Linked DNA regions of Homo sapiens: region 2 is linked to region 1. A link is a loop called in an ENCODE intact Hi-C map of the cell type or tissue named here. Cell type or tissue: mesothelial cell of epicardium. All regions are shown on one strand.

What was found. Peaks named below come from ENCODE experiments on the same cell type or tissue, not always from the same donor. Only the 100,000 strongest peaks of a DNase experiment are listed, where the experiment ranks them.
Region 2: a loop joins it to region 1, with 18 times the contacts of the local background. A loop is called at or near these places in 3 of 110 quality-filtered maps.

Annotation. Positions count from the first base shown.
Region 1 is chrX:13,781,966-13,789,965 of GRCh38, reverse strand. GPM6B (glycoprotein M6B) reads left to right here. Exons shown (of 8, transcript NM_001001995.3): 3 at 4,158-4,344; 4 at 6,445-6,601. Among named protein-coding and RNA genes, the nearest start is that of GPM6B, 31 kb to the left of the region's middle. In mesothelial cell of epicardium, no CTCF peak of the experiment used is centred here; a DNase peak (open chromatin) is centred at 3,747.
Region 2 is chrX:14,009,008-14,017,007 of GRCh38, reverse strand. GEMIN8 (gem nuclear organelle associated protein 8) reads left to right here. Exons shown (of 5, transcript NM_001042479.2): 5 at 7,839-8,000. Among named protein-coding and RNA genes, the nearest start is that of GEMIN8, 17 kb to the left of the region's middle. In mesothelial cell of epicardium, no CTCF peak of the experiment used is centred here; no DNase peak of the experiment used is centred here.

The DNA of each region.
Region 1 (8,000 bases):
GCTGAGGTGGGAGGATCGCTTGAGCCAGAGAGTTCAACACCGCAGTGAGCAGTGATTGTGCCACTGCACTCCAACCTAGGCAACAGAGCAAGACCCTGTTTCAAAAAACAAAACAAAACAAAAAAAAAACGCAGTGGCTTCCCATGATTTTGTTTTTTTTGTCTTTTTGTTTTTGTTTTTGTTTTTGTTTTGAGATGGAGTCTTGCTCTGTCACCCAGGCTGGAGTGCAGTGGTGCAATCTCGGCTCACTGCACCCTCCGCCTTCCGGGTTCACGCCATTCTCCTGCCTCAGCCTCCCGAGTAGCTGGGACTACAGGCGCCCACCACCACGCCCAGCTAATTTTTTGTATTTTTAGTAGAGACGGGGTTTCACCGTGTTAGCCAGGATGGTCTCGATCTCCTGACCTCGTGATCCGCCCGTCTTGGCCTCCCAAAGTGCTGGGATTACAGGCGTGAGCCACGGCGCCTGGTCAAGGCTTCCCATGATTTTGAAGATAAAGTCCAGAATTCTTAAGGTGGCCTGGAAAGCCCTAGGTGGTCTAGCTCCTATATTACCTATATCCTCTAGCTCCTAAATAAACACATTTAGCTTTTTCTTACTAACTTTTTGCAGCAGTTTTGGTTCCTCTAGGATGAGTGTGTGATATGTGACTAAATTGCCCAGTGTTCAAAGATATCATGCACACTGTGACCAGAGGTGGCTTCTATACTGACATAGAAGATACAGTGGAGAGTGATCCATTTATAGATTGTTGGATATCTACCACACATGCAATCTTAACCCTGAAGATAACTGGTCAACCAAGCTAGAATAAGCTCTACATCCAGCTGTATTATGTCCTATAAATTTTTCCCATATTTTATGTCACTAGCTTCTAGTCATGTTGGCTGGCACAGTCCGTAAGAGTTTTATCTGTGCCAGTGGAGCAAAGATGGTGATTTCTGTTCTATAGGAGCCAGGGTTCCTACAGCCACAAATAAAATCATCTGCTGAAAACCTAAGAGCATTGGCATCTGCTGAGAGAGCATGATTCATTGAAGTGATCCCCCAAATTCTTGAGTTCCTGGTTTTCCCTGCTGTTATAAAACTAGATCCACAGCATGAGGTATATACAGAGTCCTTGAGAGATATAAATTGGAGGGAAACTTTAGCTTTGATCTAGTATTGAATTTGGGATTGAACAGCATCATTCTTCTAACCCCACTTGGCTTTTTGAGCCTGGGAGAGCTGTGATATTTCTTTGGAATGCTCTAACCATTTGGATGAAAGACCGTTTGAAGTGGCAACTGTGGATTTGGAAGGATGAGTTCTATCGTTAAAGGGCGAGTGTGCTGCACCATAACACCTAACCCTAACTCCAAATGATGAAAAAGGGTGTGGGTTTAGTTTAAAAATATATATAGATGTATACATCTATATATACACACAGAGAATTAATGAACAATTTTATCTGGTTATATATCAGTGTCACCACATCAGCTGTTTAAGTATTCTGGATACTAGATCTTTCTGTAGAAGGACCCATCCAGTATGAATTATTTGCCCTTCTGATCTTCCCTGTCCCCCTTCTCTCCACTCTCTTTCCACTGGCTCTGCAGGGGTCTGTATCTTTGCCCCCATCATGCTGGACTATAATAATTGTGTTACTTGTCTGCCTGCAGTATTGGATTTATCTTGAAGCCAGAAAGGTATCTTATTTCAGTTTTGTGTACTTGGCACCCAGTAGGTCTTCACAAAATACTGAATTAATGAAATCCAACAGAAAACCCAGTTAGAACCCAGCTCCTGGGTTATAGAAAATCAAATATGTGACAATTCAAAATGTATCTTCCAAAGCAGTGTGTTCTGTGATGATGAAATGTCCTATATCTGTGTTGTCCAATACGGTAGCCACTAGTCCATGTGGCTTTTGAGCATATGAAATGTGGTTTGTGCAACAGAGGACCTGAAATTTTCATTTTATTTAATTTTAAATAAACGTAAATAGCTACATGTCTTAGTGGCTACCATTTTGGACCACACAGCCCCAAGGCCTCACATCTTTATCCTTTAAGAACCAGATACAACTTTGTTAGCCAGGAAAGCAGGCATTCATCTTTTTCTTAACATGATCATAGAGGCTGAGAATGTGGGGAGGTTGTGGATGATACAATACCCATGTCTGTTTTCTCTTTATAATGAGATACGTCAAGGCCAAGGATTCTAGTTTCTCTTAGTTTGGGAACCTGGAGAGAATTTGGACTTTGAGTTGCATTCCTCTCACCTCAGTCCCCAGAAAGTCATGTGACAAAATAAGATTGAGCTCTAACATCTCTGCTCACAAATCCCAAGTGTCTGAAGCTCTTTAAGATACTGACTTGCTAGTGAACTTGAACCATATTGTGCACTGGTTCCCTTTTTCTTTTTTTGAGACGGAGTCTTGCTCTGTCGCCCAGGCTGGAAGTTCAGTGGCGCAATCTCGGCTCACCGCAACCTCTTCCTCCTGGGTTCAAGCGATTCCCTTGCCTCAGCCTCCCAAGTAGCTGGGACTACAGGTGCCCACCACCACACCCGGCTAATTTTTTGTATTTTTAGTAGAGACGGGGTTTTACTGTGTTAGCCAGGATGGTTCCCATTTTATATAGTTTCCCCAATCCACTTCAGGGAAGTTGGTCTTCCTAAAAACAGCTGCTCATCTTTTGAAATTAAAGGAAGCACAGCTTTCTTATGAAGCCCTGATATTTTTTATTTTCTAATGAACTAAAGAGAAATCTAGTAATGAGTTTTCATAGTCACTTTCCATAGGTTTAAGCGAATGCTAGTTTAAAAGGAATGCTCACTAAAATGAAAACATTCATCTATGGTGTTTTATGCTGGGTTGTCATTCCATGACAACTATGAAGACCATTTGGGGGATTTTTTTTTTTTTTTTTTTTTTTTTTTTGCTGGCTTAATGTGCTTGCCCTAAAGTAATGAAGTGCCCTTGATTGCTGCTAAACACCATAATGCGTTTAAAGTTCAATTTCCCCGACAAGCCATTTACTTAAGGGTCTGGATAATATAAACAGAGACAGGAGGTTAGGAGAGGTACTGACATTATCCTGAGGCCAGTGCTGCCTTTACTGAAACGTAAATGTCTCCAAACTGAAAACGTCACCTGGCTCTGCCCCTGAGGCAGGTCTTTATGGACATCTCAAGTAAAAGTTTATTTTAAAAATGAATACAAGTCTCGTCTTTTCAAGATTAAGAGTGACTTACGGCTGTCTCTCCTTCATTCCACTTCATGGATGTTCATTTTGGTTTTGTTTTTTTCTTCTGTTCTTTTTTCTCCTTCAAGTACTTAAATATCACCCACCAGTTCTGGGTTCTGACTCTGAACGTGTGTGTCGGGGAAGGGGGCAGGTGGAAGCCGGGGAGGAGGAGGACTGTGAATGAATTGCTTGGGCTGACTGGGCTGGGGGGAAGCATTTTTATTAAAAATTTGAGATAATTTCTGATGTCAACTTGAATGAAACTTGAGTAGACCCACTTGAGTGGCTCTTGGTGACTTTGTTCTTCACTGAATTATGGACCAAAATACCTGTGACCTTTCCAAAACAATCACCTTGCTATTTGTTTGAACCTGGCGACGGCATAATTGCTGTATCAGATTCTCCCAGTTGCCCCGGAGGTCCAGGGCTTGGGGAAAGCCGTTGGTTGCCACAGCAGCAGACGTATTGAAACCCCAGAACTGTGAGGCTGGAGACGACCTGACTGTTGCTTTTCTTCACAGAGCTGCAGCTTCACTGCTGTCCTCTCTTTTGACTGTGTTAGTGGAATGAGTGCTTCTTGTTGGCACTTGAGCGGGGCTCCCCCCACCACTCAGTCGATCAGGAAGCTCTAGAACTGTAACTACCTTATAACTCTTTGTCAATTGACTGCTCTGCCATTCACTACCCTTCCAGATTCTGAGCAAATTAAGTTACATTCCCTTTTGGAGCCTCAGGGTCCTCACCGCAGAATGTGAGATCACGGTAACTACCACACTGGCCCTTGGGATGTCGAAGTATTAATATTAACCATAGAGCCTGAGAGGGGAGATGGAAAATTGTAAGCCTTCTCTGTGAATATGGGGTATTCTTGAAGACCAGAGGTGTTCTTGCCCGTAACGGCTATATTTTCTCTCCTTTGGGTTCAGGCTGCTTTGAATGCTGCATCAAGTGTCTGGGAGGAGTCCCCTACGCCTCCCTGGTGGCCACCATCCTCTGCTTCTCCGGGGTGGCCTTATTCTGCGGCTGTGGGCATGTGGCTCTCGCAGGCACCGTGGCGATTCTTGAGCAACACTTCTCCACCAACGCCAGTGACCATGCCTTGCTGAGCGAGGTGTAAGTATCCGGTTCCCTTTAAAAATGCATCTAAGGCCTGGCGTGGTGGCTCATGCCTGTCATCCCAGCAATTTGGGAGGCTGAGGCAGGCAGATCACCTGAAGTCAGGAGTTCAAGACCAGCCTGGCCAACATGGTGAAACGCCACCTCTACTAAAAATACAAAAAAAAATTTAGCTGGGCGTGGTGGTGCGTGCCTGTAATCCTAGCTACTTGGGAGGCTGAGGCAGGAGAACCAGTTGAACCCAGGAGGTGGATGTTGCGGTGAGCTGGTGAGCCGAGATGGCAACACTGCACTCCAGCCTGGGTGACAGAGTGATACTTTGTTTAAAAAAAAAGTATCTGAGATGCAACCACCTCATGATGTTTTTCAGAAAGACTACAGTGTGCTTTCCTAGCAGAAGATGAATGCTTTTACTTAAAGCTCACTTTATGTAGTTAGAAAAAGGTTCATGAGAGAAGGAAAAAGAAAGGGCCTAGAATATGGTAGCTGTTTAGGCCCCAGGGTGGAATGTTACTTGGGAATGGTAAGGTGCACACATAGGACACTCCACACATGGTAGCTGTGGACATGGGGAGCTGTGACATGGTGATAGGTGATGCTGCCGATTGTCTCAACAGAATTGTGTTGTTCCCAAGTAACAGATGCCTCCAGCTTTCTCCCAGGAAGTGACCATCCCTGGAATGGTAGGAGCCCTGTTGAGGACTGACCCCAACTCTAAGCCTACAGGAGCAGTATTTTAACATTAACTCTTCCAGCAGAAGAGCAGATCCCAGGGCATCCTCCATTGCAGAAGAGCAGATCCCAGGGCATCCTCCATTGCAGAAGAGAGGAAGGTCCAGGGGTTTAGCAGCAGATCTCTGCCTTTCTTTCTGGAAACATTCTCAATGGAGTCGCAGTGACTCCCACACATAGATTCTTGTAGCTGTGCAAGCTCAGCAGCAATCTACTTATTTCCTTCACATGTCTTCCCCTTTCTCCATTTCCTTCTACCGTTTCTTTTTCTTCCCTTGAATCCCAAAGTTCCAGTGTTAGTGTGTCTTATGATTATAAGAAACTTCTTCACCAGACTGAAAAAGACATGAATGAATTTTTATGGAATGGTCATGGAGTCATGTTGGAGACTCTTCAGTCCTTAGGGAATTTTATTCTTTCTTATCTGTTCACAAATGACCTCCAAAGAAATGAACACAGGTTGGGGAGATTATAAGGAGGGCTCAAGCAGGACAGGGGACTCACTGAGTTCCAACTATGTGCAAAGAAGAAATGTTTACCAAGACTGAACCTGGGAAAGGTGTGTTGATTTAATTAGGTAGTGATCTCAGTCTGTGGCTCTCAAACTTCTGAGAAGCTTTAAGAAAATCCCCATGCCTTACCCCAGACCAATTAGGACATAATCTCTGGGGGCGGGATCCAGGTACCAGTATTTTCCAAGCTCCCCAGGTGATTCCAGTGGGCAGCCGAAGGCTGAGGACATGTCATTTGTCTTTGTTAGCTTTTGTGGGACAAACTGCATTGTGAATTAACTTTCTGTATCTTAAACCTACTCGACCTACTACTATTTGTGTGGTGGGAGTCACAGTGCAAAAGACATCTCCCCAGATTACCCCCTAAAGAAGCCCTGAGTGCCTACTTAGGGGTTTTATCAGAGTGACATTAACCACTAGGCCTGGTTGGGAGGCATTTTGAAAGGGCAGAAAGAACATGTTGTCCATTGGGCCAGGGTTCAGATGCTGGCTTTGCCACTAACTGTGTATCCTCCGATGAGGAGCTTAACTCCTCAATGCCTGTGTTTTACTTATGTGCAAAATGAGGATTCTAACCCTTGCCGCCCAGGACTCAGGTAAGGATTAAAAGATTACAACTGGATGCTGCCCTGAGCAAAGGAAACATCATTCCCACCTTGGAAGGAAGGCCCAGGTTGCTGGGACATGGGCAGGGATGCCGCCCAGGATGCCCCACAAGTCCATCAAAGCCATCAGTGGGGCGAGTGACGCACTCACAGGAACATCCCCCTCATGTCCTCTCTCCAGCGTCCAGAAACGTAGTCACTACCAGGCAGTGAATTTAATGGTTCAGGATCTCTTCTTCTCTTTGTAGGATACAACTGATGCAGTATGTCATCTATGGAATTGCGTCCTTTTTCTTCTTGTATGGGATCATTCTGTTGGCAGAAGGCTTTTACACCACAAGTGCAGTGAAAGAACTGCACGGTGAGTTTAAAACAACCGCTTGTGGCCGATGCATCAGTGGAATGGTGAGTTGAACCTCTGATAACTGATTGTTTGATATACAACCAGAGCCATGCCTTGATGTATTTCCTTGTATTTGGCAAAAGCTACCAGGTATCGAGCGTGAATGGAGGGTCCATGACACAAATATTGGCTTTACCAATTTAGAGTTAGGACTATAAAAACCTTCAACATGCTATTGATAGTAAACTAAAGTCTATGGCTGGCAGAAATAAATCAAATGTTTTCATCAGTGTAAAGGTGAAAAGGGTGCTGAAGATTTTTCAAATGCCAAGTTCCCACTATAGAAGGAGGTAACTTTCATGTGGTCTCAGTGCTCCCCTTTGGTTGTCTTTAAATATGGATCATAGCCATAAAGACATACATGAACCATGGAAAATCGTCCTGATCCTTCTGTAAATACTTACCAGTACCTGCTGTACAGAGCGCCTAGCTGGGCTTTGCTAGCCACTAGAGGTGCAAAGATTAAAACACAGGCTGCTTTCTCAAGCAGCTTATAGTCTAAGACAGGGGTTAGCAAACTAGGGGCTGTGGGCCAAATTTGACCTACTACCTGTTTTTGTACAGCTCAAGAGCCAAGAATTTTTTTTTTTTTCTTTTTTTTTTTTTTTTGAGACGGAGCATCACTCTGTCTCCAAGGCTGGGGAGGGCAGTGTCGCGATCTCCACTAACTGCAACCTCTGCCTCCCGGGTTCAAGCGATTCTCCTGCCTCAGCCTCCTGTACAAGTCAGGGGAATGGTTACTTTTGTAGGGGAAGGAGGCAGCTGTTAAATAAAATGCCTGTGGAAAGCAGAGGGAAAATAGCCACAAATAGTGGGAATCCTCCTCCAAAGGAAAAAAAAACCAAAAACATCTCCTCACAGCTTTAAAATGACAGCTTTCCCCCTCACTTCTACCCATCAAGTTTCAAAAATAGAGGTCTAGTTTCCACCAGGGCACAGCATTAAGTCATCCACTGCCTGATGTTTAACATATTTGGATCCTTTGAGCATTGGTCAGGACACAGTACATGGTGGAGAGGAGAGGAGCTTGTTTGTACTTGAGCTAGTGGCACTTCACCTAGAGATGGGGACACTGTGAGGGATCCACAGCCCACCTAGCATGGCCCGCTTTTAGCTCTTATGTCAGATTTTGTTGGAGAAAGTCGAAAGCCCCCTTAGACTGGAGAGGAGCTTGACCATCTTGCTTGATTTCATTGCCAGTCATTCATGCGCTGTCTGCATCTCTGGCCACTGGCACCTCATGTGCTTCCGTTTCATCCATACGCTTAACAGATCACAATGCTGACCTGCCTTGGAGGGTGTGAGGAAGATGCAGGTGACGGGGCAGGGCTGAGGATGCTGGGGACAGAAACAGGACAGAAAGTCATGTGAGGTGGAGAAGGTGGATGAGATCTGCCCGCT
Region 2 (8,000 bases), 230 kb before region 1:
TGTTATTGTTACAGTTAGTTGCTAGTAACCCATCCTTTAACATGGATTATTAACCATAAATTGGTTTTTCTCTGATACCGTTTGCCTTGATTAGTGCTTGATTGAGATTCTGTACATATATATATATATATATATATATATTTTTTTTTTTTTTTTTTTTTTTGAGACAGATTCTTACTCTGTCACCCAGGCTAGAGTACAGTGGCGCCATCTCAGCTCACTACAACCTATGCCTCCCGGGTTCAAGTGATTCTCCTGCCTCGGCCTCCCAAGTAGCTGGGATTTCAGGCGCCAACCACCACACCCAGCTAATTTTTTTATTAGTAGTAGAGATGGTGTTTCACCATGTTGTCCAGAGTGGTCTTGAACTCCTGACCTCAGGTGATCCACCTGCCTCGGCCTCCCAAAGTGCTGGATTATAGGCATGAGCTACCGCGCCCAGCTAAGATTCTGCATATTTTTAATAAGATGTTCTGTGACTTCAGAAAGGTCATATTTCTGCTCTGGGTGGCACCTTTCAAACTTTTAAACTGATTTAGAATATTAAAGACATGAAAGAATGAAAGTTTTGGTGTCTATCAAATTTAGCAATTAACACAGTTTTTAGTTCTGTTTCAAGGATATTCTTGCTTGATAAAATTTAATGCAGTAAAGTACATGGACTGGGAAAATTAACCCACTTCAATATTACTAATAATGTCCCTAAACAAGCTTTCAATTCTTTGTATTTTTAAAATGTGTAGTTACAGCATGATTCAAAACTACTTTTCTTAGCGTCTGTGTCATGCTCCTACAGCCTTCCCTGAATGCATTAGCTGGTCCCAGGGAGATGTGAGAATTGTCTGGTGAGGGTGAGAACAGACTGTGGTGTCAGACTGGAATCTAAAGACTTCGTCTATATTAGAAGCAGCTGCCAGGGCCCGATCTTGCACCAGTAAGAAAATAATGGGCAATAGATCACTAGCATTATTTTTTTCAGCAGCACTTTTGGTGAGTACAGGATGAACAACTGTTCTTCAAGCGGTAATGAATGATGGAATTCATATGTAAGTAATCTGAGTGCCCATGGCGCTTTCCAATTCATTACCTTCACCAGAAATTTTCATGGAGGGTTAGTTACATACACTGTTGGAAAAAGCTTTAATAAAGAGATAAGGGACCTGGGTAGTATGAATAATTGGTTCAAGTTTTTTGTTTCATTTTGCTCTCAAAACCACTAGAAGCTACTTATTCAATAAGGACATTTTCAGCTTTGAACATGAATGCTTTGAAGAACACAGGATTTTAGAAAATGTTACTAGCAAGAGGAAATGTCACTAAATTTGAAAGATTTAACTTTTCAGTATTATTCACTTCCACAGGAACATACAAGTTATGCAATTCATCATCGCCTGAGTCTTGTTTAATATTTTCTTAGGATAAAGGCCTTCAGATTGGACAGTATGTTCTTTTTTGTGATTGCTACTCAGATTCCAGATAGTCTCTACTTTAACATATTTCAAGGATAAAAAACACCAAAAGCTTGACTAGGATAAGAACTCCTTTTGTACAGTGGGAACATGCATGCTTTTGATTATGTCTGTCATCATTTCCTAACAAGATATTTCCGTTACTTAAAGCTTCAATGGAAAATAACTTATGAGAAAGTTTACAGTTATGAAGTTTTAAAGGTCAGCTGTGTTTTCAATTATTTCTTAGGAAAAATGTTTATTATTAGGTTAAGAAAAATACCATTTTGTAGTCATAAGTGACCACTGGTCGAGACTGCAAGGTTATATTGCTAATACTTAGAGGGAAAATGAGTGGAAGTCACCCTCAAAAGAGAGTAAGGCCCTCTGAAACAAACACCACCACTGTTTTCTCGGGTTTGAGCCAATCAGGTATTTATGACCTATGTTTTGAGGGTGTTGGCTCAAAACAGGGACATATTCTAAAAGCTTAAACCCCATTGGGAAGAGGAGACAAAATGAAATGTAAAGTGACACATAGAAGAAGAGTGTCTATGGTGTGGTTCATGGTTATACATGCACATGAGGGGTAGAGCCAGTGACCCAGGCAGTCAAAGGAGGAGCACCGCGGGGCAGCTGTCAAGAAGTAAGGTATGCACTAGGCCAATTTGAGGGATAGGGTCAATTTGGAATGAGAGAAAAAAGGACTTAGTTCACTCCCGGCTTAGACACTCAAAGTGCTGTTCTTACCAGAGAGCCCAGATGTGGTTTTCATATGCCCAGATGTGGTTTTCATACGTTTGAGGGGAGACATCTGCTCCATTACACTGTGTCCATCTGAGTGGGAAGGCTGAGACTGTAGTTTTCATAGTGAGCCTTTAGTCAGTCAAACCTAGAGAGAACCCGGTGAAGTTTATGGCCCAGTATTTAGTGAGCTGTCTTGCTTTAGTCAATGAGGTTGAAGGATGAAATTGCAGTGATTGAGCACAATCCTGACATGCGTGTGTGTTTCATCTGGTGCAGATATTCACAGGTGCACAAAACCGATCAGTGAGATGATACGTGTTAATGGCTGTAGAAAAGTGGAAAGGAACATGAAAATGCACTTCTGTTGTAAAAGTAAAAATGGCGGTTGTCCAGTAACTTCAGGATTACATTTGTCATGGGGCAAGGGATGTGCGACGAAGAGAGAAGACCAGTCTGAAATGGCTCCAGTTCTGCTGGCATGTACCTGTGTTCTGGGTGGTTGCTGACAAGCCAGAAATGAGGCATTCATGGCATACATCAAGTTTGTGCTTTCCCTCGGTTGTGCTACAATTATTCATTTTGGCAAAATAGCAGAAAATATAATCAGAAAGATGTACTAGTCCTAGGAAAGTGAGGGGAAAAAACATTCTTTGCCACTTGCTGCCTCCATGCTTTATCCTCTAACATGTTCTGCCTTTGGGCTCTATGTGTGGAATAATCTTGGATGAAAGTTTTCCTGCTATATAAGATTCTCTGAAGTCCTGGTAACTTTCCATGATTTTTTTTTTCCTTTATGGACTATTACGTGATGTGACATTGGTCACATCATGTAGACAAATAGATTGATGTGAAAAATACCAGGATTATGTATCCTGAACCCAGATGGAATCCAGTAAAGCTTTTCCTTAATAATACATGCCTATTGTTCTTGTTTTAACCTATATGCATATTAACCCTTGTATTAGCCTCCCAGGGCTGCTGTAACAAATTACACAACCTGGGTGGATTAAAAAAAAAAAAAAAACAGATTTATTCTCTCACAGTTCTCAAATCAAGCGGTCAACAGGACCACACGCCCTCTGAAGGCTGTAGGGCCTCACCTCTTCCAACTTCTGGTGTTTCCTGGTGTTCCTTGGCTTGTGGCAGCATCATTCCATCTCTGCCTCCATCTTCATGTGGCCTTTCCCCTGTGTCTGTGTGTCCTTTTCTGTCTCATACAAGGACTTTGTCATTGGAGTTAGGGTCCACCCTAATCCAGTATGATCTCATCTTGATCCTTTAATTACATCTACAAAGCCCTATTTCCAAATAAGGTCACCTTCTGTGGTTCCAGGTGGACATGGATTTGAAGTGACACTATTCAACCCACTACAATCCTATTTTGAAGCTGGAATAGAATCAAAAAAGATTTCTGATTCATATTAAAACAAATTATCTTGCCAAAATACCCTATAAAAGTGTATGGCAACATTGAGTCCTACAGCTGTTTCCAATAAAAATGACCAAACCCTCCATGACAAGGCAACTGTTCATTGGCATCTGAAGTGTGATGTCCGTACTGGTCTGCTTTGGTCAGATGATTTTCCATCTGGCTGGCTGAGCGCTCACCTTGTTTTGACAGCAAGGAAAACTGCCAGTGATTGAGAATCCGTTTTCGTTGGAAGGAAGGAAGGAAGCAATAAATAGAAAACAGAATGAGTGGATGCCTTCAAACTCTGATACTCCATTCTGAGGTTTACTTGGTCCCCTAAGTCAGTACACGCTAAAGTACTTTCACATGCTGGCTGTGACCATCAGTGCACAGCCTGTCTGCAGTTATTTGGTTTTAAACTGACTGGTTTTCAACTTGTAGCCTAGCCTTAGGACTTTTTAAAAAATTGTGTGAGTAAGTAGAGGCAAAGCAATTCGAATGTAAGAGAACAGGGTCCGACCCCAACTCATTGGTGCCCCCCCCCATAGCCCCTCTGCCTGGGAGGCTCTGAGGAACCCACAGGGAAGGGAGTTCTGCCCAGCACCTAGTGAGATTTGAGCATCTGTTTCTCAATCCCCGAGTTGTCATTATTGTTCTTTAACAGCATCTGGAAGGAAAAGAGCTGTTTACAAAAAAATCATGCATGGCCTTTGAGCATTCATTTGACAGTCACTTCCTGAGCATCTGCTTTGTGTCAGGCATTGTGTCCTCTCAGGTCTGGGGGTACAGCTGTGAGTAAAGGTGACAGTGCCCTTCCACCATAAATGACCCCCACAGGGTAGGTCGCAGGTGACAGGCTTCTTGCCCTTTAGTTCAGTGTTTTAGGGCCACTGTTCACTATGCAGGAAACCATTAAACCTCCAAATCTCTTGAGAGGCAAGGAGGGGATAAGGGTTGGGTCTTAAATTTTCATGAGGGGCCAGGCACGGTGGCTTTACGCCTGTAATTCCAGCACTTTGGTAGGCCAAGGCAGGTGGATCGCTTGAGTTCAGGAGTTCAAGACCAGCCTGGGCAACATGGCAAAACCCCATCTCCAAAAAAAAAAAAAATACAAAAATTATCCAGGCGTGGTGGCACACACCTGTAGTCCCAGCTACTCAGGAAACCAAGGTGGGAGGATCGCTTGAGCCCAGGAGGCAGAGGTTGCAGTGAGCCAAGATTGCACCACTGCACTCCAGCCTGAGTGACAGAGCGAAAAAAAAAAAAAAAATTCATGAGGAAGCCTGAATGGGAATGAAAAACAAATAAGAATCAAAAGCAGAGGGCTGTGTCTTTTATTTTTGTATTCTTACACCGTATGAACTTTATTAAGAACTAAAATCATGTGATGGTAACCCATGGGCACACGCTGAGTACAAAGTTGGAAAATTGTACCAGCATCATTAACTGGGGTTGCTTTGTGTTAACATTGTGTATCATTCACAGATGTCAACAATAAGAGAACACATCTCTCTATATATAATTGTTACAAACATTTTAAATTATAAGGAAAAGAAAAAAAAAGATGCAAAAGTTCAAAGACTAAACTCACAACATCCTACCGACAGAGAATACTTAGGATAGCTAAGATCTCAGTGTTCATTCAAACTTCTAAACTCAAAGACTCGGATTTATGCAGGAAGTTGAACATGTCTTGTGTCACCAGATCTGTCAGTGAAGCTGATTATAGTCTTGGGATAAATTTGAGAGTAATGTGACAGTGGTCTGGGAACTCTGACTGTGGGCTCTGCCCTCTGGATGCAGAGACTCCAAGGCACTCAGCAAACCCACCTGTGGGATCGTCTCCTCCAGATAGACCAAAAAAAAAAAAAAAAAAAAAAAAAAAGAGAGCCATAGGATTGGTAATGGGTACAAGGCTGCTCATAGATGGCAGAGGGACTGTGTTGTGCTAATGTGGAAATGCCAAGCCTTCAGAAAAGTAGCCCTTGAATGAGAGATTCTTTAGCCAAATTCTACCTTTCCTGGAAAGCCTGGGCAGTGCCATCAGCCCACCCACTGCCTGCTCAAGGTTCCTAGAAAGAGGCAAGTGGGAAAGGCCTGTATGAACTTAGTGACTGAATATATCTCACCAGTCTGTACTGCCCATACCAAGACCCAGTGTCCTAGGTCACCCCCGCTCTTCCTTCTAAAAGCACGAAGCTAAGCTTTCCTTCAAAGTCAGGTTCAATCATCCCAGGACAGAGGCAGGAGAAAAACAGAGATGCCCCCAGGGAGAAGCTAGTCCCCAGCGGGGCTTTCACCCTGACCTGAGTACCAGGAACACACAGAACTCTTGCGGAAATAAGAAGCTGTCATGGCGGTTGTCGAGTGCTTTCTCTAACCCACTGTTTGGCTCATCCACTCCCACGCCACTCCAACACAACTCAGTTTAGGGGGCATAGAATTTAAACACTTGTGAGAACTGAACAACTTATATGCTGATGTTTCAAACTTGGCAGAAAGACCAAAAATTAGAAACAAATGCTTGGTGGCCCCCATTCATTTGCATATTAGGCCAATATTTTGGTTTCATTCTGCATTGCCCAATGAGTTAATCATACATTTTTTCCATGGGTGAGGTAGCAGTTACGCAGCTTTTATTGTGTTTGATAGTCATTGGGCTTATTCATATAAGCCCTTAGGTAAAAATAAACTGTGGATGTTCCAAGACAGCAATGGCCACATACATTTTTAATAATGTTTCCAAGTTTATAAAACTCCTTCCCTCCAATGCCATGATGATGCTTATAAAGAGCAGGATTTATGCGAGCGACTATGCATGGCCTTATAAATATCTTTCCATTCACACTTGATTAGCTCACTACCATGTTCTGTTCCATGTATTAGTACAGGGAGGACCAACAATGGAAGAATGATTTATATGATTCTTTTATTTCCCTACAACCATCTTCACTCCTTATCTCGTGGTGTTTCTCTTGATAGCCATAGTAGCCGTGGATATGTGTTCCCTGCTGTCAATTTCTCTCTTGACAGAGTCGCTTACAAGAGCTATGGAAATTGGCTAAATTTAACCTTATGCAGCATTGTCTTACTGATACTTTTATGTTGTTGCAGTTTACATAAGAATAAAAATTATGATATTGGGACTTGCCATAGTAAAAAACAGAGGGAAGAGTAAATTGAATAGATACTTCTTGCTTTACAAGAATCCATTTAAATTAGTAGGATTAAAAGTATGTAATGATACCACTTGCAGTTTAACCTAGGCCAACCTATGAAGTGGAAAGTCAAATCCCGTAGTGAGAAAACCAACCCATTATTGCAGATTTTTTGATATAGCGGGAAGATTAGAAGTCAGAGGCCTTAATTCCATTTGTAGAATTGCCCTTTCCTCACCCTTCTTCCTTCAGCAAGTGTTGACTCATTTAACTTTTCCTTGCTTGGTATGATTTGCATTTCGAATCTGTGGAAGGATAATCAATCATCCATCATCATTGCATACTGTGCTTGCTAGCACTTGTTCTTTTCCAGGTTACCTAAAATCAATACCTCTTCCAAAGGAGTGATTTTTTCCCCCCACATCACCTCATTCATGGTGGTAAGCACTGCTCGCAACACTGGACTTTCCAGGAAGCTTTTTGTTTCCCTGCTGGCCTGGGGCAGTGTTTGAAACCAAGCAAGCTCTATCAGCCATTCCTAGCTGGGCAGGTGGTGAGTGGGCCGTGCAGATGAAAAGAGAGAACCTCAGGTGGGTTCATTTCTTTCCTGTGTTTTCAGGGCTTGTTGCAGAGGTTTGGTAGTTTGGAGTGATGAGTTTCCTTGTGGCTCTTCACCATTTCTTTTTCTTTTTTTTTTGACACCGGGTCTGGCTTTGTCACCTGGGCTGGAGTATAGTGGTACACTGCAATCTCTGCCCCCTGGGCTCAAGCCATCCTCCCACCTCAGCCTCGCAAGTAGGTGGGACTATAGGCACTCAACTCTTTGCCATTTCTCTCAGTGTATAATAACCCCTTGGTAGGTGAATGATGATAATAATCTGCAGGTCTTGCCTCAAAATCTGGTAAGCATCTCATCTGGAACACTTGGGCCTGGTTTCACAGTTGGAAAGGGAAAGATGAGGGACCTTAGGGGGCTGCAGATGGCATGGCCAGCAGCAGCAGCACTCACTGGGCTCCTTCTGCAGTGCACACACGTGTGTTTATGTTCATGTTCACGTTCGTGTTTGTTCTCAGGGCGGCAGCAGCAGCTGGATGCAGAGCGCCTGGACAGCTATGTGAACGCTGACCACGACCTGTACTGCAACACCCGCCGGTCGGTAGAAGCCCCAACTGAGAGGCCTGGTGAGCGGCGCCAGGCCGAGATGAAGCGTTTGTACGGGGACAGTGCTGCCAAGA